Linked DNA regions of Homo sapiens: region 2 is linked to region 1. A link is an interaction called in ENCODE POLR2A ChIA-PET data of the cell type or tissue named here. Cell type or tissue: PC-3. All regions are shown on one strand. Links, peaks and the distances in the headings refer to the core of each region. The heading gives the core; the rest is flanking DNA.

The links. Peaks named below come from ENCODE experiments on the same cell type or tissue, not always from the same donor. Only the 100,000 strongest peaks of a DNase experiment are listed, where the experiment ranks them.
Region 2: POLR2A ChIA-PET joins it to region 1 with 10 read pairs; 4 of 35 experiments call an interaction of 5 or more read pairs at or near these places.

Annotation. Positions count from the first base shown.
Region 1 is chr1:151,354,026-151,364,706 of GRCh38, forward strand. SELENBP1 (selenium binding protein 1) reads right to left here. Exons shown (of 12, transcript NM_003944.4): 12 at 10,279-10,680. The coding sequence ends at 10,518. Among named protein-coding and RNA genes, the nearest start is that of RFX5, 12 kb to the left of the region's middle. RefSeq lists a silencer at 5,576-5,730. In PC-3, for the core only: no CTCF peak of the experiment used is centred there; no DNase peak of the experiment used is centred there.
Region 2 is chr1:151,488,338-151,499,018 of GRCh38, forward strand. No RefSeq gene overlaps it. Among named protein-coding and RNA genes, the nearest start is that of CGN, 18 kb to the right of the region's middle. In PC-3, for the core only: no CTCF peak of the experiment used is centred there; a DNase peak (open chromatin) is centred at 6,654; H3K27ac peaks cover 433 bases.

The DNA of each region.
Region 1 (10,681 bases), core at 1,784-9,783:
AGCAGTCCTCCCACCTCAGCCTCCCGAGTAGCTGGGATCACAGGCACGGTACCACACCCAGCTAATTTTTTTGTATTTTTTGTGTAGACAGAGTGTCACCTTGTTGCCCAGGCTGGTCTTGAACTCCTGAGCTCCAGCGATCTGCCCACTTTGGCCCCCCAAAGTGTTGGGATTACAGGTGTGAGCCACAGCAAAAGTTTTAAAGTCTGGCAATATTGAGGGTTGACATGGTTATGAATCAACAAGCGCTTTCATTCACTGTTGCGGGAGTGTAATTTGGTAAAACTGTTTTGGAAAATAGTTTGATATTACCTGGTGAAGTCGAATATGTGAGTATTTCAATTTACATTTAATATCTCAGTAATCCTGCTCTTAGACATATGCCCTAAAAACACAGGCAGTAAAGTTTATAGTCTCACTGCTTGCATTAGCAAAAACTGGAAATGACCCAATATCCGTCAACCCTAGAATGATAAGTTGTGATATATTCACTGGATGGAATGTCATAGAGCAGTGGAAATTAATGAGCTACAGCCACACACATCCACTGGATGAACTTCAGAAAGTGAAAAAACCAAAACCCAGAAGAAAACATACAGTGCAATGCAATTTATAAATATTTAATATCAGGCAAAACTGAACAATATATTGTTTATGGGTAAATACATAGGTGGTAAAAATAATTAATAAAAAGCAATAGAATCATGACCATAAAATTAAGGATAGAAGTTACCTATAGTGAGCAAGGGAAAAGAGTTTGGGAATGGTTGTTTGGCAGTTAGTAACACCTTACATAGCATCTAATTTAATATGCTTGTTTTCCAATGAATGGCCAGCCATTTCAATATATACTATCATTTTCTTCTTCTTTTAACTGTTTCCTTTTACAGTTTTATCATATGCTTTTATTGTATACTAAGTTTCCTTGTATAGTTAGGTGTATTTCTGGATCTTAGCCTCTCTTTTTAAAAAAATTTTAATTTAATTTTATTTTTTTAAGACAGAGTCTCACTCTGTTACCCAGGCTGGAGTGCGGTGGCAGGATCCTAGCTCACTGCAGCCTCAAACTCCTTGGCTCAAGTGATCCTCCCACCTTGGTGACCTGAGTAGCTGAGATTATAGGCGCATGTCTCTTTTGTTGATTCTTTTTGTCTATTTCTCCACCCATAACACACTGTTTTAGTTAATGTTTTGAAATACTATATTTCAAAGTATAGTATATTTTGAAATCTAATGCTGAGAGTCTTCTGTTATTGGTTTTATTAACTAAAAAAATTATTCCTATATATGGAAGATTGTATTTTCCAAATGTGGCCACAATGTTTCTGGTTCCACACACTGTTTCAGAACCTTACAACTTCCCTGTCAAGAGGTGGAGTCGGCCGGGCATGGTGGCTCACACCTGTAATCCCAGCACTTTGGGAGGCTGAGGCAGGTGTACCACCTGAGGTCAGGAGTTTGAGACCAGCCTGGCCAACCTGGTGAAACTCTGTCTCTACTAAAAATACAAAAAATTAGCTGGATGTGGTGGCGGGTGCCTGTAATCCCAGCTATGTGGGAGGCTGAGGCGGAAGAATTGCCTGAACCCAGGAGGCAGAGGTCGCAGTGAGCTGAGATCATGCCATTGCACTCCAGCCTGGGTGACAGAGTGAGACTCCGTCTCAAAAATAAATAAATAAATAAACAGATAGATACATAGATAAATAAATAAATGAAAGAAATGGAGTCTAGTCCCCTGTTTCCTTGAACCTGGGAAGGCCTTTGTGACAGGCTCAGTAATTGGAATGTGGTGGAAGTGATGCTGTGTGACTGTCAAGTGTCGGCTGGAGTAGGTGACACACCTTCACATTTGCTGCTCTCTCTTGGAACACTCGCTCTTGGAACCCAGCTACCATGTTGTGAGGGAGCCAAGCAGCCATATGGAAAGGTCATGTGTAGATGTTCTGGCCCCAGCTGAAGGTCCAAGTGACAGCAGCATGAGTCTCCAGACATGTGAGTAAGTGAGCTATCAGATGATTCTAGCCTCTAGCCTTTAAGCTGCCTCCACTGACACCAAGCAGAGACAAGCTGTTCCTGCTGAGCCCTGTCCAAACTACAGATCTGTGGGCAAAAGTAATGTTGTCATTGCTTTAAGCCACTAAGTTTTGGGGTAGTTTGTTACACAGCACTAGGTAACTGGAACAGTATACATTCGCATTTCCAGGCTAGTTTTAGAAAGAGCTTGTCAAGTTTCATAAAAAATCTCACCCCTCTGAGGTAACATGTTCTGATAAGTATCCTGCCGTATTCACTTCCATGTCATTGCAAACACAGGGCCACTTAAATAGAGGTTTTGTTTTGTTTTGTTTTCTGAGATAGAGTCTCGCTCTGTTGCTCAGGCTGGAGTGCAGTGATGCAATCTCGGCTCACTGCAACCTCTGCTTCCCAGGTTCAAACGATTCTCCTGCCTCAGCCTCCTGAGTAGCTGTAACTACAGGTGTGTGCCAGCATGCTCAACTAATTTTTGTATTTTTAGTAGAGATGGGGTTTCACCATGTTGGCCAGGTTGGTCTCAAACTCCGGGCCTCAAGTGATCTGCCCTCCTTGGCCTCCCAAAGTGCTGGGATTGCAGGCGTGAGCCACTGCGCCTGGCCTTAAATAGAAGTTTTTGTTGCTATTGTGGTTGAATTTGTTTTTAAAACTGGGGATTATACTATAGTTATAGAATTATTCACATAACTCTACGATTACTTTTTTTCATGAACAATGTATTGCACACATTCCTCTAGGTCAGATAGTATTGAGAGTAGAGAGTCTGCCACACATCAAAATAAGGAAGTCAGGGAAGGGACTCCTAAGAGCATGCCAGAGGAGGCACAGAGCAGATATCCAGAGCATGGAGCCAGCTGGTCAAACACTTGGAAGATGAAAGTGGGAGGACTGGATGCAGGAATGTGAGAAGGAGGACCTCACTAATCCCTGAGATGAGTGCAATTGCCTGATGCTGTCTTTTAGAGACTTACTGGAGTGCAGTGTGTGAGATAATGCTTGAAGGACCAACGATGGGATAGAAATCTCCCAATGCTCTCTTATATCCTTTGTCCTGGTGGACTGGCACTACAGCTTTTCTGAGGGTGTCCCTGAGCTCAACAAACTTTCTAGAACCTTCTACATGGCCTCATAAGCCATGGTGCTGGCAGGAGATCCTAGGTGATATAGTAGACTTTTCCCACAGCACACTCCTCAGCTTTGCTATTCTTGCTCATCTAGCCTGGTTCTGGGGTGTGGGGTAGAATCTTTGTGAGTGCAGCAGAGAGAGGTATCTGGGTGGGTACCCTCTGCATGTTGCTGGTGCCTGGGTTGTCTGTTACAGGAGGGCCTCTTGTTTTTGGAGTCTGTTTCAGTGATGTAGGGTTAGACATAGTGAGAGGATGCCAAGATCAGGATAAAAGTGAATAGAATTTTAAGCTTTTATTATGAAAAAGATTTCTTTCTTTACAAAATTAATTTTATTGTGTATATTTAAGATATATATAATATTACTATAGTGAAGCAAATTAATATATACGTCTTCTCACAGTTACTCAATTTTTTTTTGTTTTTTTTTTGGAAGAACAGCTAAAAACTATGAAAAATTTCAAATATATAAGAGGAGAAGGAAGAATGTAATAAACACTCACATACACATACCCATCATCCTGCTTGAATGATTGTCCACATCTGATCATCTATTTTTTTTTTTTTTTTGAGACAGAGTCTTGCTCTGTCGCCCAGGCTGGAGTGCAATGACATAATCTCTGCTCACTGCAACATCTGCCTCCTGGGTTCAAGGGATTCTCCTGTCTCAGACTCCCTGGTAGCTGGGATTACAGGCATGCGCCACCACACCTGGCTAATTTTTTGTATTTTTAGTGCAGACAGGGTTTCACCATGTTGGTCAGGCTGGTTTCAAACTCCTGACCTTGTGATCTGCTCACCTTGGCCTCTCAAAGTTCTGGGATTACAGGTGTGAGCCACAGCGCCCAGCCCCCCCAACCTTTTTTTTTGAGACGGAGTTTGGCTCTTGTCGCCCAGGTTGGAGTGCAGTGGCGTGATCTCGGCCTGCAACCTCTGCCTCCCAGGTTCCAGCGATTCTCCTGCTTCAGCCTCCTGGGTAGCTGGGATTACAGGCACAGACCACCATGCCTGGCTAATTTTTGTATTTTTAGTAGAGATGGGGCTTCACCATGTTGGCCAGACCGGTCTTGAACTCCTGACCTCAGGTGATCTGCCTGCCTTGGCCTCCCAAACTGCTAGGATTACAGGCATGACCCACCGCACCTGGCCCTGATCTTTTTTTTTTTTTTTGACAGAGTCTCGCTCTGTTGCCCAGGCTGGAGTGAAGTGGCGTGATCTTGGCTCACTGTAACGTCGGCCTCCCATGGTCAAGAGATTCTCCCGCCTCAACCTCCTGAGTAGCTGGGATTACAGGCATCTGCCATGATGCCCAGCTAATTTTTGTATTTTTAGTAGAGATGGGGTTTCACATGTTGACCAGGCTGGTCTTGAACTCCTGACCTCAGGTGATCCGCCCACTTCAGCCTCCCAAAGTGCTGGGATTAGAGGCGTGAACCACCGCGCCTGGCCGATCATCTTGTTTTATCCATGCCTCCCCACTCTAAGTTAATATAATGCAGACATTCATTATATTGTATCATCTTTAAATACTTAGGTATTTACAGTAAATAATTTAATGTGACTAAAAAATAAAGACTCTCTTTTAATAATGCCCAAAGCCATGATCACACCTAAAAATTAAAAATTATCTCTTAGTATCATTACACATCTAGTCAGTGTTCAAATTTCTCTAGTTTTCTCAAAAACTGTATTTTTCTCTTGATAGGTTCAAATCAGGATCAACAAAGGTCACGCATTGCGTTGTAATTGGTTCGGTTAATGTGTTTCCTAATTCTTTCTAATCCATAGTCTGTCTCTCTCAGTGGGTCTGTTGAGGAGACAGGTCATTTGCTCTATAAGATTTCTCACATTCTGGATTTTTATTATTGTATCTTTATGGTGGTGTTTGTTTGTTTGTTTGAGACAGGGTCTGGCTCTGTCACCCAGGCTGGAGTGCAGTGGCATGATCACAGCTTACTGCAATCTCCACCTCCTGGATTCAAGCAATTCAAGCAGGATGATGGGTATGTTTATGTGGGCATTTATTACATTCTTCCTTCTCCTCTTATATGTTTGAATTTTTTCATAGTTTTTAGCTGCTCTTGCCAAAAAAACAAAAAAACGAGTAACTATTTGAGATGTTGTGTGCCTATGGTCCCAGCCTCAGCCTCTGGAGTAGCTGGGACCACAGGCACATGCCACCATGCCCAGATAATTTTTGTATTTTTTTGTAGAGAGGGGGTTTTTGCCATGTTGGCCAGGCTGGTCTTGAACTCCTGAGTTTAAGTGATCCACCCGGCTTGGCCTCCCAAAGTGCTGGGATTACAGGAGTTAGTCACCGTGCCTGGCCTATAGTATTTTTAAACTTGTTCTTCTGTTCCTTGTATCTCCTATAAACTGATGAGAGACCTAGAGGCTTGATCAGACTTTTTTTTTTTTTTTTTTGAGATGGAGTTTCTCTCTTGTTGCCCAGGCTGGAGTGACTGCAGTGGCACGATCTTGGCTCACTGCAACCTTTGCCTCCCAGGTTCAAGTAATTCTCCTGCTTCAGCCTCCCAAGTAGCTGGGATTACAAGCATGTGCCACCAGTCCTGGTTAATTTTTTGTATTTTTAGTAGAGATGGGGTTTCACCATGTTGGCCAGGCTGGTCTCGAACTCCTGACCTCAAGCGATCTATCCGCCTTGGCCTCCCAAAGTGCTGGGATTACAGGCATGAGCCAACACATCCGACAGGTGGGCAGCTCTGTTGCCCAGGCTGGAGTGCAGTGACGTGATCTCAGCTCACCAAAACCTCCATCTCCCATGTTCAAGCTATTCTTCTGCCTCAGCCTCCTTAGTAGCTGGGACTACAAGTGCACACCACCACACCTGGCTAATATTTGTATTTTTGGTAGAGATGGGGTTCACCATATTGGTGAGGCTGGTCTCGAACTACTGGCCTCAAGTGATCCACCCGCCTCGTCCCCCCAAAGTGCTGAGATTACAGGTGTGAACTACCATGCCCATCCCTTTTGTTCATTTTCTAACTGGAGTGTTTGGTTTTTTACTGTTGAGTTTTTAGAGTTTTCCACTCATTCTAGATACAAATCTTTTGTCAGATATGGCATGAATCCTTTAGACATAGCCCCAGTTGTCTTTTTTTTTTTTTTTTTTTTTTGTGACAGAGTCTCGCTCTGTCGCCCAGGCTTGATCGAGTGCAATGGCGTGATCTTGGCTCGCTGCAAGCTCTGCCTCCCAGGTTGAAGTGATTCTCCTGCCTCAGCCTCCTGAGTAGCTGGGATTACAGGCGTGTGCTACCATGCCCGGCTAATTTTTGTATTTTTAGTAGAGATGGGGTTTCACCATTTTGGCCAGGCTGGTCTCGAACTCCTGACCTCAGATGATCCAGTCACCTCTGCCTCCCAAAGTGCTGGGATTACAGGCGTGAGCCACTGCGCCCGGCCGCCCCAGTTGTCTTCAGTAGTTTCCCTGCCTTCAGGTAGGGCAATTGCTCTTACCAGAATGAAGAAGATGAATGGGATGGAATATTGCTGAGTGGAATTTTAAGCTTTTAGGAAGAGATAGAAATGATGTAGAACTACATTATCCTTTCTCATTCTGAAGAAGTTTGGTTATTGAAGAGAACAGAGCAGAGACCAAGGAGAGAAACTTCTGGTAAAACCTTGTAAATCCCAAGGCTCCCTGTAACTTCCTACTCATTTTGAGCACTTCCTTTATATCCATTTATTCATTAAAGTGTACTAAGTGCCAACATCCAAGCTAGGTGCTGGGAGTTAACAGGGAGTTTAGATTCCAAGAGACATGAGTTTATGATGAGGTTAAGTGTGGCAGGCTTTGTGAGCGTTAAAATGGGCCCCTGGCCTGGAGGAGCCAGGGAAGGAGGCTTCCCAGAGGACAAGGAAATCTGGCCTGGATGGCAGGTGAGGCAGAAGGAGGGAATCAGGACTCCAGTTGAGGTGGACATTTCAGGGAGCATGTTTAAAGGCCTCAAAGGGAAAGTATGGTGTATTCCTGGGGTGGTGAGACCATCCTGGGGGTCCTAGGCTGCTCCAATGTTTAAAAGAAAGACACCTTTTCAGAAGACTGAAAAGAATGTAGGTCAATACCTGAATGTTGTTTAATATTGTCTAGGGAGAGAATAAAGGAGTCAGTAGAATTACCATTTGGGCTGGGCACAGTGGCTCATGCCTGCAATTCCAGCACTTTGGGAGGCCGAGGTGGGCAGATATCTTGAGTTCAGAGGTTCGAGACCTGCCTGGCCAACATGGTGAAACCCAGTCTCTACTAAAAATACAAAAATTATCCAGGTGTGGTGGTGCACGCCTGCAATCCCAGCTACTTGGGAGGCTGAGACAGAAGAATTGCTTGAACCCAGGAGGCAGATGTTGCAGTCAGCCAAGATCATGCCACTGCACTTCAGCCTGGGCGACAGAGCAAGACGCTATCCAAAATAAAATAAAATAAAATAATAATTACCATTTGGCTGCTATCTCTATCAAATTTCTATCAGATTCCTTCTATAAAGGAATTTCTATCAGATTCCTTCTATAAAGAATTGAGTCAGGTGTGATGATTATGCCTGTAACACTGAGGCTGCAGCGAGCTGTGATTGTGCCACTGTATTCCAGCCTGGGCACCAGAGTAAGACCCTGTCTCAAAAAAAAAAAAAAAAAAAAAAAAAAAAAGAATTGTAGGCAGGGCATGGTGGTTCACTTGTGTAATCCCAGCACTTTGCAAGGTTGAGGCAAGATGATCACTTGAGCCCAGGAGTTTGAGACCAGCCTGGGCAATATAGGGAAACCTTATTTTGAAAAAGAAGAAAAGAAGGAGGAGGAGGAAGGAAGGAGAAGAAGAGGAAGAAGGAGAAGAAAGAAAAAGAGGAGGAGGAAGAATAAGGAGAAGGAAAAGAGGAAGAAGGAGGAGGAGGAGAAGAGGAAGAGGAGGAAGAGGCAGAAAAGAAAGAAATGAAGAAGAGGAAGAAGAGAAGAAGGAGAAGAAGAAGAAGAACAACAACAGCAACAACAACAACAACAACAACACCTCCACCACCACCACCTAGCACAGGGAAAGGAGACATCTCTGAGTAAGGTTCTAAAATACCATCTGGGTGAGGAGACAAGAGTGCCATGGCCTGGCCTGTTGGATTGGTTCACCATGGTGTTCCTAGCCCTCCTGTGTGGTAATGTTCCTGTATTCCAGGTAGAGGTGACACATTTAACCTCCTGATATGGTTTGGATCTGTGTCTCCACCATATCTCATGTTCAGTGGTAATCCCTAGTGTTGGAGGTGGGGCCTGGTGGGAGGCCGTAAAGGCATTTCAGAGACCTTTGCAGCAGCTCCTCCCATCACAGGCCCAGAGGCCTAGGAGGACTGAATGGTTTTGTGGGCCATGTCCAGGCTCCCCCTGCTCTGTGCTGCTCCCTGCATTCCAGCTGCTCCAGCTCCAGGCATGGCTCAAAGGGGCCCAGGTATAGCTTGGGCCACTGCTCCAGAGAGTGCAAACCTAAGCCTTGGTGGCTTCCATGTGGTGTTAAGCCTGAAGCTGTGCAGAGTGCAAGAGTTGAGGCCTGGGAGCCTCTGCCTAGATTTCAGAGGATGTATGGAGAAGACTGGGCTCCAGGCAGAAGCCTGCTACAGAGGCAGAACACTTATGGAGAACCTCTACTAGGGTCGGGTGGAGGGGAAATGTGGGGTTGGAGCCCCCACACAGAGTCCCCAGTGGGGCACTGCCTAGTAGAGCTGTGAGAAGAGGGCCACTGTCTTCCAGACCCCACAATGGTAGATCCACTGCCAGCTGGCACCCTGCACCTGGAAAAGCCACAGGCACTCAACACCAGCCCATGAGAGCAGTCATGGGAGCTGAACCCTGCAAAACCACAGGGGCAGAGCCCAAGGCCTTGGAAGCCCATCCATAGCACCAGTGCGCCCTGGATTTGGGACATGGAGACAAAGGAGATTATTTTGGAGTATTAATATTTAACAACTGCCCTGCTGGGTTTTGGACTTGCATGGGGCCTGAAGCCCCTTTCATTTGGCTCATTTCTCCCTTTTGGCATAGGAGTATTTACCCAATGCCTATACCCCCATTGTATCTTGGGAGTAACTAACTTGTTTTTTATTTTACAGGCTCATAGGTGGAAGGGACTTGCTTTTTCTCAGATGAGACTTTGGACTTTGGACTTTTAAGTTAATGCTGGAATGAATTAAGACTTTGGGGATTATTGGAAAGGCATAATTGTATTTTGAAATGTGAGAAGGACATGAAATTTGTGGGGGGGCCAGCGGCAGAATGATATGGTTTGAAACTGTGTCCCCAACAAATCTCATGTCAAATTGTAATTCCCAGTGTTGGAGGTGGGGCCTGGTGGGAGATGACTGGATCATGGGGGGTGGGTTTCTCATGACTGGTTTGGCACCACCCCCCTTGGTACTATCCTTGAGACCGTGAGTGAGTTCTCCTGAGATCTGGTTGTTTAAAAGTGTGTGGCACCTCCCCCCTTGCTCTCTCTCTCTTGCTCCTACTCTGGCCGTGTGATGTTTGTGCTCCTCCTTCACCATCTGCCATGATTGTAAGTTTCCTGAGGCCTCCTGAGAAGCCGGGCAGATGCCAGTGTCATGCTTCCTGTAGAGCCTGCAGAACCATGAGCCAATTAAACCTCTTTTCTTTATAAATTACCCAGTCTCAGGCATTTATAGCAATGCAAGAGCAGCCTGATAAACCTCCCAACAGCTGCGTTCTCCCAGTCGTCTTGCCATCAGTGGAAATATATTACACTATACACAACAGGGATCCTGGGGTCTCCTGTGTGTGAGGGAGCATGTTACATTCTCTTGAGAGTGATGGGTGAGATTTTTAGGTTCATTAAAAGAAAGCATGGGTTAAAAAAAAACCAAAACTTTAGAAACACCGATTTACATTCTCTACCCCCAGGTCTCCTTGTGACGATCACCCCCAAAATTTTCAGATTTTGTCTGGCCATAAAATTGAGATTTGGGCATTATTAGCATCATGTTGGAATCACTGGTGTGAACTAGTTACCATAACCCCCACTGGAGGCCTCTTTAGCCCTTTCTTGTGCATGATACAAAGGGTAGGCAGAAGAAGAGACACAGGCCCTGGGCCCCCAAAGACAAGGCCATCTGAAGGACAGGGTTACGAGTTTATTTCTTGGTGCCTCCAAGAGCTCATGGAAAAGCAGCACAGTGAGCAACAAGCAACAGTGGTCAGTAAATGTATATGACTCAACACATTGCCACAGTCTCAGCTTGGCTGTGTGGTACATGCTGCCAAGGGTCGGGTGCCAAGAGAGAGCAGAATGAAGCCAGGTCCCCAAGGAAGTGAGGGCCCAAAATAGGGAGTGTGGGTGATGAGGGTGGAGTTCAAATCCAGATGTCAGAGCTACAATCGCCCCCAGGGTAGCGGAGCTCATGGGCAAGGGCTGGGCCAAGGGGCTCCTTCCCGAAGTCCACCAGGAAGTTGGGGTTCAACTTCAGCCCTCCTTTTACTGTGTCTACATCAACCTGCAGCATCACAGAGCCTTCCC
Region 2 (10,681 bases), core at 1,685-9,684, 130 kb after region 1:
CTGGGTTCAAGTGATCCTCCTGCCTCAGCCTCCCAAAGTGCTGGGGTTACAGGCTTGAGCCACTGCCCCCGGCCTATAATTTACATCTATTTAATTTGCATCTATTTAGTATGTGTGAACATTTTCCCTATGTATTTGGTCATTTTCTTGTTTTCTTTTTGTGAACTGCCTGTTTCTATCCTTTGTTCATTTCCTTATTAGGTTGTTTGTCTTTACTATTTCTTTTTTCATTTTTATTTTTGGAGACGGTCTTGCTCTGTTGCCCGGGCTGGAGTGCAGTGATGTAGTTATAGCTCACTGTAACCTCAAGTTCTGGGTTCAAGTGATCCTTCCAGTTCAGCCTTCCAAGTAGCTAGAACTACAGGTGCTCACCACTATGCCAGCTTATTAAAAGCATTTTATTTTGTAGAGACGGGGTCTCACTATGTTGCCCAGGCTGGTCTTGAGCTCCTTGACCTCCTGGAGCATAGGGATTATAGATGTGAGCCACTACGCCTGGTCCTAATATTTCTTTACATAAATTAATGCAATTAGCCCTATGCTTATCATATGAGTTATAAATAATACCCACAATTTATGAATCTTTTGATTTTATTTGCAGCATTTTTTCCTATACAGAAATAAAGCTTTTAGGCCAGGCGTGTTGGCTCACGCCTGTAATCCCAGCACTTTGGGAGGCTGAGGCAAGCAGATCACTTGAGGTCAGGAGTTCAAGACCAGCCTTGCCAACATAGGGAAACCCTGTCTCTACTAAAAATACAAAAAATTAGCTGGGTGCAGTGGCACGCGCCTGTAATCTCAGCTATTCCGGAGGCTGAGGCAGGATAATCACTTGAACCTGGGAGGCAGATGTTACAGTGAGCCGAGATCGCACCACTGCACTCCAGCCTGGGCGACAGAGCGAGAATCCATCTCAAAAAAAAAAAAAAAAAAAAAAGAAAACAAGCTTTTAGGTTTATAAACTGAAAACTCTAGATGAACGATATTTTAAATTTCAATCAACAGCCCTTAATGACAGCTTAGATATAGAGGACCTGGGAGAGGAAGTCATCAAAAGGAACCCCAAGGTTTCTAGGGAATAATAGTAGTGTCCTTACAAGGCTTCTCCAGCAGGGATCCTCCCAGTGATAGGTCCTTCCTGGTGAGTTTAGGGAGCCAAAGTTTCAGAATCAATAATTCATTACTGTTTATTGCTTATTTATTTATGTATTTATTTTTAGAGACAGGGTCTCACTATGTTGCCCAGCGTGGAGTGCAGTGGCTATTCACAGTCATGCTAATAGCTCACTACAGCCTGGAACACTGGTGTTCGAGGGATGGTCCTGCCTCAGCTTCCCAAGTAGCTGGGACTACAGGAGTGGGCCATCATGCCTGCAGGTTTTAATGAATGATTTAAGAATAGTTTCAGGGCTGGGCGTGGTGGCTCACACCTGTAATCCCAGCACTCTGGGAGGCCGAGGCAGGAGGATCACCTGAGGTCAGGAGTTCAAGACCAGCCTGGCCATGGTGAAACCCCGTCTCTACTAAAAATACAAAAAATTAGCTGGCTTTGGTGGTGCGTGCCTGTAATCCCAGCTACTCGGGAGGCTGAGGCAGGAGAATCGCTTGAACCTGGGAGGTGGAGGTTGCAATGAGCCAAGATCGTGCCATTGCACAACAAGAGTGAAACTCCATCTCAAAAAAAAAAAAAATAATAGTTTCAGGCAGCTCACGCCTGTAATCCCAGCACTTTGGGAGGCCGAGGCGGGTGGATCACCTGAGGTCGAGAGTCTGAGACCAGCCTGGTCAACATGGTGAAATCCCATCTCTACTAAAAATGCAAAAATTAGCCAGGTGTGGTGATGCACGTCTGTAAACTCAGCTACTTGGGAGGCTGAGGCAGGAGAATTGCTTGAACCTGGGAGGCGGAGGTTGCAGTGAGCCAAGATCACGCCACTGCACTCCAGCCTGGGCGACAGAGACTTTGTCTCAAAAAAAAAAAAAAATAGTTTCAGATTTACAGAAAAGTTGCACAGATAGTCCAGAGGGTTCTCATATACCCAGAACCCAGTTTCGCCTATTACTTTGTTTTCGTTTTTAGATGGGGTTTTGCTCTTGTTTCTCAGGCTGGAGTGGAATGGTGTGATCTCAGCTAAATGCAACCTCCGCCTTCCAGGTTCAAGCAATTCTCCTGCCTCAGCTTCCCAAGTAGCTAGGATTACAGGCACCCGCCACCACGCCTGGCTAATTTTTGTATTTTTAGTAGAGACAGGGTTTCACCATGTTGAGCAGGCTGGTCTTGAACTCCTGACCTCAGGTGATCCACCTGTCTCAGCCTCCCAAAGTGCTGGGATTACAGGTGTAAGCCACCGTGTCCGACCAGTTTCTCCTATTATTAACATCTTACATTAGTGTGGTACATTTGTCACAGTTAATGAACCAGTAACGACACATTATTATTAACTGAAGACCATACTTTATCAGATTTCCTTAGTTTTAAATTTCGTATCCTTTTTCTATTCCAGGATCCCATCCAGGATACACCACATTATATTTATTCATAGTGTCTTCTTAGGCTCTTCTTGACTGTAGCAGTTGTTTCCGCTTTTTATCATCGTCATCCCACGTCAATTCACTGACTAATGGGAGCAAAACTCTATCTGAGCTAACCATGCACAGTATACAGAATCAGCAAATATTAATAGTTAAGTGTAGATATGTGAAGTCTATGTGGCCACAGCTCCTGGCTCATATCTCTCAATGCCCCTGTTACAGTCTTTTTTTTTTTCTTTTTCTTTTTCTTTTTTTTTTTTTTTTTGAGATGGAGTTTCACTTTTGTTGCCCAGGCTGGAGTGCAATGACGCAATCTTGGCTCACTGCAACCTCCGCCTCCTGGGTTCAAGTGATTCTCCTGCCTCAGCCTCCCAAGTAGCTGGGATTACAGACATACGTCACCACGCCCGGCTAATTTTGTATTTTTAGTAGAGACGGGGTTTCTCCATGTTGGTCAGGCTGGTCTTGAACTCCCGACCTCAGGTGATCCACCTGCCTTGGCCTCCCAAAGTGCTGGGATTACAGGCGTGAGCCACCGTGCCCGGCCTACAGTCTTTTGTTATAATGTTAGGACACTTTAGGATTCAGAGGCCGGCCTCAGAAAGCAGACTTTCTTGCTATCTGACTTTCTCCCGCTCTTATTTATTTATTCATTTATTTATGTTTTGAGATAATGTCTCACTCTGTTGCCCAGGTTGAAGTGCATTGGTGTAATCACTGCTCACTGCAGCTTTGATCTCCTGTACTCAATCAATCCTCCCACCTCAGGCTCCTGAGTAGCTGGGACTACAAGTGTGCACCACCATGTCCGGCTAATTTTTTATTTTTTGTAGAGACACTCTCCCTATGTTGCCCAGGCTGGTCTTAAACTCATGAGCTCAAGCAATCCACCTGCTTCGGCCTTCCAAAGTGTGGGAATTACAGGCATGAGCCACCACACCGGGCCTTCCTGTTCTCATTGCACCTGCCAGATGCAGGACTCTAATCTGATTGTGAGTCATAAGACCCTGATTGCAGAGAGGGTCCTACCCCGTAGCCTGGAGGAAGGAAGGCTGCATAGAGAGACCAAGAAGAATCTAACAGACATGCATCTCTCCATTCACATCCTCTGTCATATCCTTTCTAATAAGCTGGTAAACGAAGTGTCTCCCTTAGTTCTGTGAGCTGCTCTAGCAAATGAATTGAGTCCAAAGAGGGGGCTGTAGGAGCCCCAACTTGAATCTGCTGGGTCAGAAATTCTGGAGTCTTGGGTTTTGACTGGTGTCTGAATGGGGTGGGTGGGGGCAGTTTTGGGGTTTGAGCCCTCAACCTGTGGCCTCTTGGTAGATGGTGTCAGAATCGAATTAGAGGACACCCAGCTGGTGTCTGCTGCAGAACTGATTGCTTGTTTGCTGGTGGGGAGAAATCCTCCATATTTGGTCACAGGAGTCTTCTGTCTGTGTTGATTGTTACTGTTGAGTGAGATAACAGGAACAAACACTCTGAGTTTGTGTGTTTTCCCACACACAAGATCCCTATCTCCATTCTCCCTCCTGCTTCAGTCTTCCTTCTCTGAGGTTCTCAGATGCCCTCCCACCTCCTATATCCCCTCCAGTGTCCTGCACTTTCCTTCTTTGCCCTCTGACTTGAACCTAACAATGGTAAGTTTTCTTTGAAGTCTGATGCTACTTTCTAGCCTTGCTTGCCAAAGGTTGAGATTACCCCCACCTATGGCCATAAACTTGTTTTGTATCTATTAATTTATTTAAATTTCTTTCCTATTTAGGGTAGCTGGCAGGTATTATTAGTACCGAGTCTCCAGTGCAACTCTAAGCAAGAAGTTGCTCCTTCTAATACTGGGGACTGCAGGCCGGGCGCGGTGGCTCACGCCTGTAATCCCAACACTTTGGGAGGCCAAGGCGGGCAGATCACAAGGTCAGGAGAATGAGACCATCCTGCTAACACGGTGAAACCCCGTCTCTACTAAAAATACAAAAAATTAGCCAGGCGTGGTGGTGGGTGCCTGTAGTCCCAGCTACTCAGGAGGCTGAGGCAGGAGGATGGTGTGAACCCGGGAGGTGGAGCTTGCAGTGAGCCGAGATCACGCCACTGCACTCCAGCCTGGGCAACAGAGTGAGACTGCGTCTCAAAAATATATATATATATTGGGGGCTGCAAAAAGTAAAGACAGGGAATTTGAGAAGGAGTGCTGGTATACGGGGGAAGTTACTTTGCTTGGTTTGTCTGTGTCCTAAGTAGAGATGAGACGTACAAGTGCAAAAGTTCTGGAGAAAGTTAAATACTGATTCAGTACATGGATGAGAGGTCGGTGTTTAAAATGGAGATTTGAAAGTTGTCTGCTTTTGGAGGTGGCAGGAGAAAGCATGAGAGTGAATGAGCCACTGAAGGGGAAGAGTGGAGGGCAGAGGAAAGGAAAGAGCTTTTTCACAGCTATGGGGAATAGCTGAGAAAGGAAAAAAGTACCCACAGGGACAGGGGAGGGCTAGAGCTGTAGAAAATAATAGAGCAGTGGTATAGAAATCCAAGGAGAAAAGAGTGTGAAAAAATAGGGAGCAGAAGCACAAGAGACATCCGGTAGAAGGAGGACTCAGAAAAGCCTTCAGTTTCCAAGCTCAACTGCAGGTGAGGGACAAGGGAACTTGGAATTACTGCATATAAACTGCTTGAAGATGGTGAATAGAAAGGAAAGAAATATGGCCAGGTGCGGTGACTCACACCTGTAATTCCGGCACTTTGGGAGGCTGAGGCGGGCAGATCTCCTGAGGTCAGGAGTTCAAGACCAGCCTGGACAACATGATGAAACATCATCTCTACCAAAAATACAAAAGTTAGCCGGGTGTGATGGCACACACCTGTAGTCCCAGCTACTTGGGAGGCTGAGGTAGGAGAATCTCTTGAACCCAGGAGGTGGGCCAAGATTGCGCCACTGCACTCCAGCCTGGGCGACGGAGCAAGACTCTGTCTCAAAAAAAAAAAAAAAAAAAAAAAAAAAAAGCAGAGCAGCTACAAGTTACAAGTTGCAAAAGGGTTAGGATAAGGATAAGATTCTTCTCTACACCTTTTTGAGGGCAGAAGGTAACTCAGATGTTACTTCCAGAAGGTGGAATTAAGATGTTGGCCTTTAGTTTCCTCACTCAGTAGGAAGTAAGCTCATGAAGGCAGGGATTGCTGCCTATTGTTGACTTCTGCTATATTCCAAGAGCCTAGAACAGTGCCTGGTACCTGGTAGGTGTTCGATAAATATTGCTGAATAATAGAGCTCAGGAATTAAGTCTAGACACTAGGAAGAGAGGCTGGCTGTAGAATAAGGATACACTGGGTGTGGTGGCTCATACCTGTAATCCTAGCACTTTGGGAGGCCGAGGTGGGAAGATCACTTAAGGCCAGGAGTTCGGGATCAGCCTGAGCAACATAATGAGCCCCCATCTGTACCAAAAAAAAAACAAAAAAACTAAAAACATTTTTTATCTATATAATTTTCTTTTTTTTGAAATAGAGTCTCACTCTGTTGTGCAGTGGCACGATCTTGGCTCACTGCAACCTCTGCCTCCGAGTTCAGGTGATTCTCCCACCTCAGCCTCCTGAGTAGCTGGGATTACAGGTGCACGCCACCATGTCCAGCTAATTTTTGTAGTTTTAGTATACAGGGTTTTGCCATGTTGGCCAGGCTGGTCTCGAACTCCTGACCTCAAGTGATCCACCTGCCTCAGCCTCCCAAAGTGCTGGGATTACAGGCATAAGCCACCACATCTGGCAAATATATTTTTAAAAAATAGAATTAGGGATAAGTATCTCTTTCTTTTAGACCATGAGGAAGATTTATGAGCTAGAGGTAAGGAAGAGACTTAGGCCTGCTAGCTCTGGGCTGAATGCTATGGTACCCAGTGAGTTTAGACTATTGGAGGGCAGGCCTGTTAGGGGACTGAGGTCAGAAATCCCCTCCTGCTTCCATATAGGCAGCCAAGAGCTGGCCTGGGACACCAGCTGGGTGCTTTTCCCAGCCGTTTGCATTCCAGCCTGTATACAATGAAGAAAGAGTGACAGTGTGGTGACATGATTTAGGTTAATGAGCTACTGATCACCTGCCAAGTGGGTGGGAAGTTTTTTTTTTTTTCTGCCCACTTCTGTAGAAAAAATTTTTTATGAATGACTCATCTTGTCTCATTACTCAGAGTACAAATTTGTGAGCTGGTAATAAGAGGTCAAAACCTAAGGAGAACATATCCACCCCCACTCTCCAACACCCAGTTTCTGGTAGATGGATATGCTCATTATCTTGATTGTGGTAAAAATTTCATGGATGCATACATATGTCAGAACTATCAAATTGCACACTTTACATTTGTGCAGTTTACTGTTTGTCAGTTACACCTCAGTAGGGCTGTTTATGAAAAGGAAAAATCTTATATGTAAACTTTTTATAATCACAGAGTTTGGATACTTAATTTATTAACTTGCACATATAAATTTATCTAATTCATCTTTGCAGTCAAAGAGAAAGTCATTTCTAGAAAAAAAAAAACTGAATAATCATTTTGGGGAAAACAAAGGACAGCCTAGGGAGACTAGATACAAAGAGTGTCATTGTAGAATTTCTAGCCACACACCAGAATAAACTAGCCTCTCCCACTCCTGAGGGGAGAAATGAGGAAAAAGTCTTTGCTTAGCTGGAGTGAGAATGTTGCATTCTTTTGTAAGCTTTTTGTAATTCTTTGTTTATCTAGTTGACTTTCTCCTTGAGACCAGCCTTTCCTTCTCCGCTTCAATCTACAGGAAATCCTCCCTCTCCTATAGAGAGAAAGACAACTTTCTCCTAGGGAAGCCAGTTGTTCTGCCACTCTGCTGGCCCGAGGCTTCTATTTCTTAGTCCCCCTGATGTGCTACAAAACTTGAGAGACACAAATCTATCAAGTCTCTCAACTCCCTTATTCTAAAATGATACAGGCACATGCCACCATGCCCGGCTACTTTTTGTACTTTTTGTAGAGATGGGGTCTCACTACGTTGCCCAGAATGGTCTTAAACTCCTGACCTTAAGCAATCCCTGCACCTTGACCTCCCAAGTTCTGGGATTACATGCATGAGCCACTGCACTCAGGCATAAATTTGTGTTTTTTAAGCCACTAAATTTGTGGTACTTTGTTATAGCAGCCATAGAAACTAATACAAACGTTACCTGACACACAGTAGATAATCAATAAGCATTTGTTACTTGACCAACTTATATCTGGTACTTCAGCCAATAATAAAAATAATACTTCACGCCAGGAGCAGTGGCTCACGCCTGTAATCCCAGCACTTTGGGAGGCCAAGGCGGGTGGATCACGAGGTCAGGAGAAGCAGACCATCCTGGCTAACAGGGTGAAACCCCATATCTACTATAATTACAAAAAATTAGCTGGACATGGTGGCGGGCGCCTGTAGTCCCAGCTACTTGGGAGGCTGAGGCAGGAGAATTGCTTGAACCCAGGAGGCAGAGGTTTCAGTGAGCCGAGATCGTGCCACTGCACCCCAGCCTGGGCGACAGAGTGAGACTCCATCTCAAAAAAAAAAACAAAACACACACACAAAAAACTAAAAACCTTCACAATAGCAAAATGTGTTTAAATTCTTAATCTCATTTTGTTGTCACACTTATTAGCCTTACTTTATAGATAAGGAAATGGAAAATCAATTGCCCAAAGTCATATATATATATATATATATATATATATATATATATATATATATATATGTATTTTTTTTTTTTTTTTTTTGAGACAGTCTCGCTCTGTCACCCAGGCTGGAGTACAGTGGCATGATCTTAGCTCACTGCAACCTCTGCCTCCTGGGTCCAAGTGATTCTCCTGCCTCAGCCTCCCAAGTAGCTGGGATTACAGGTGCCAGCCACCATGCCCAGCTAATTTTTGTTATTTTCAGTAGGGATGGGGTTTCACCATGTTAGCCAGGCTGACCTTGAACTCCTGACCTCAGGTGATCCACCCGCCTTGGCCTCCCAAAGTGCTGGGATTACAGATGTGAGCCACCACTCCCGGCTGAAATCCCATATATTTTAAGAAGCAAAAAGTAGATTTAGAACTGACATCCTAGTTTTCTCTTTTAATGACATTGTGTCAACAATAAATGACATGTAAAAAAAATCACTCACAATCCTTTGACTCTATTTAATAGATCAACCAGTTTTATTTTTCCATGTCTTCAAGGTCTCATCCATACAAATACACATTAAAAATATTTATGCCAGGCCAGGTGCGGTGGCTCACGCCTGTAATCCCAGCACTTTGGGAGGCCAAGACGGGTGGATCACGAGGTCAGGAGATGGAGACCATCCTGGCTAACACCGTGAAACCCCATCTCTACTAAAAATACAATAAAAATTAGCCGGGCATGGTGGCGGGCGCCTGTAGTCCCAGCTACTCAGGAGGCTGAGGCAGGAGAATGGCATGAACCTGGGAGGCGGAGCTTGCAGTGAGCTGAGATCGCGCCACTGCACTCCAGCCTGGGCGAGAGAGCGAGACTCCGTCTCAAAAAAAAAAAAAAAAAAAAAAATTTATGCCAGGTGCGGTGGCTCATGCCTGTAATCCCAGCACTTTGGGAGGCTGAGGCAGGCGGATCACCTTAGGTCAGGAGTTCAAGACCAGCCTGGCCAACATGGTGAAACCCCGTCTCTACTAAAAATACAAAAATTAGCCGAGTGTGGTGGTGGGTGCCTGTAGTCCCAGCTACTTGGGAGGCTGAGGCAGGAGAATTGCTTGAACCAGGGAGGTGGAGGTTGCAGTGAGCTGAGATTGCGCCACTGTACTCTAGCCTGGGTGACAGAGCAAGACTCCGTCTCAAAAAAAAAAAAAAAAAAAAAAAAGGGGCCAGGCGCAGTGGCTCATGCCTGTAATCCCAGCTCTCTGGGAGGCGGAGGCAGGCAGATCATGAGGTCAGGAGATCGAGACCATCCTGGCTAACACAGTGAAACGCCGTCTCTACTAAAAATACAAAAAATTTGCTGGGTGGCGGACACCTGTAGTCCTAGCTACTCGGGAGGTTGAGGCAGGAGAATGGCGTGAACCCGGGGGGCAGAGCCTGCAGTGAGCCGAGATGGTGCCACTGCATTCCAGCCTGGGCGACAGAGTGAGACGCCGTCTTAAAAAAAAAAAAATATGGCCAGGTGCAGTGGCTCATGCCTGTAATCCCAGCACTCTGGGAGGCCGAGGTGGGCAGATCACGAGGTCAAGAGTTCGAGACCAGCCTGGCCAACATAGTGAACCCCCATCTCTACTAAAAATTTAAAAATTAGCCGGGTGTGGTGGCACTCACCTGTAGTCCCAGCTACTCAGGAGGTTGAGGCGGGAGAATCGCTTGAACCTGGGAGGCAGAGGTTGCGGTGAGCCGAGATCGCACCATTGCACACCAGCCTGGGTGACAAGGTGAGACTCCATCTCAAAAAAAAAAAAAAAAAATTATAACTATATGGTGTATGTGTAAATATATGCATATATATAACTATATATAAACTACAGAAACCTTATATGTGCATATATATACAGTTTTCATTTTCTCTGTTCAATATTATTTTATCACCCAGTACATTGGTTTGGATTCTCTGAGAAGGAGATGCTCAAAGTTAGGAGCAGAAGAGGTTTATTGGGGGTAATGCCTGTGAAGGATATAGGGAGAGGAAGCAGGATGGATAGGGAGAGCCTCAAGTCATGATGCGGATCTGACAAAGTCTCAGTCAACTCCGCGGGAGACGAGGGGCAAAGTTGGGCAGAAATGGCCAGGCTTTAGCATGCACACCATGCTCAATCGTTGTCTGGAGGCTGCCTGGGAAGAGTGTGGTCTTAACATGAACATGATCGTGAATCCTGAAGTTGCTGTAGCTGGAAGCTGTGAGATAACTGCACTCCTACAGCTGAACAGAAAGTTCTTTTGTGAAAGGAATCCAAATGGGGTACCTCCATGGCTGCTCCAGTCTACCCTTTGTATCATGTGGATTCACTTCTCCAGACATAATTGGGCAGGGCTTCTCTTCCTGTGAAAAACTTAGATGAGCGTGATTAGTGGAATAATATACAGCCCCCATTGCTGCAGTTGTTCTTGGAGGTGCAACAGGTACTCATTGTTTCCTTCTTCTACTCTAAATCCCTCTTGCCCTCAG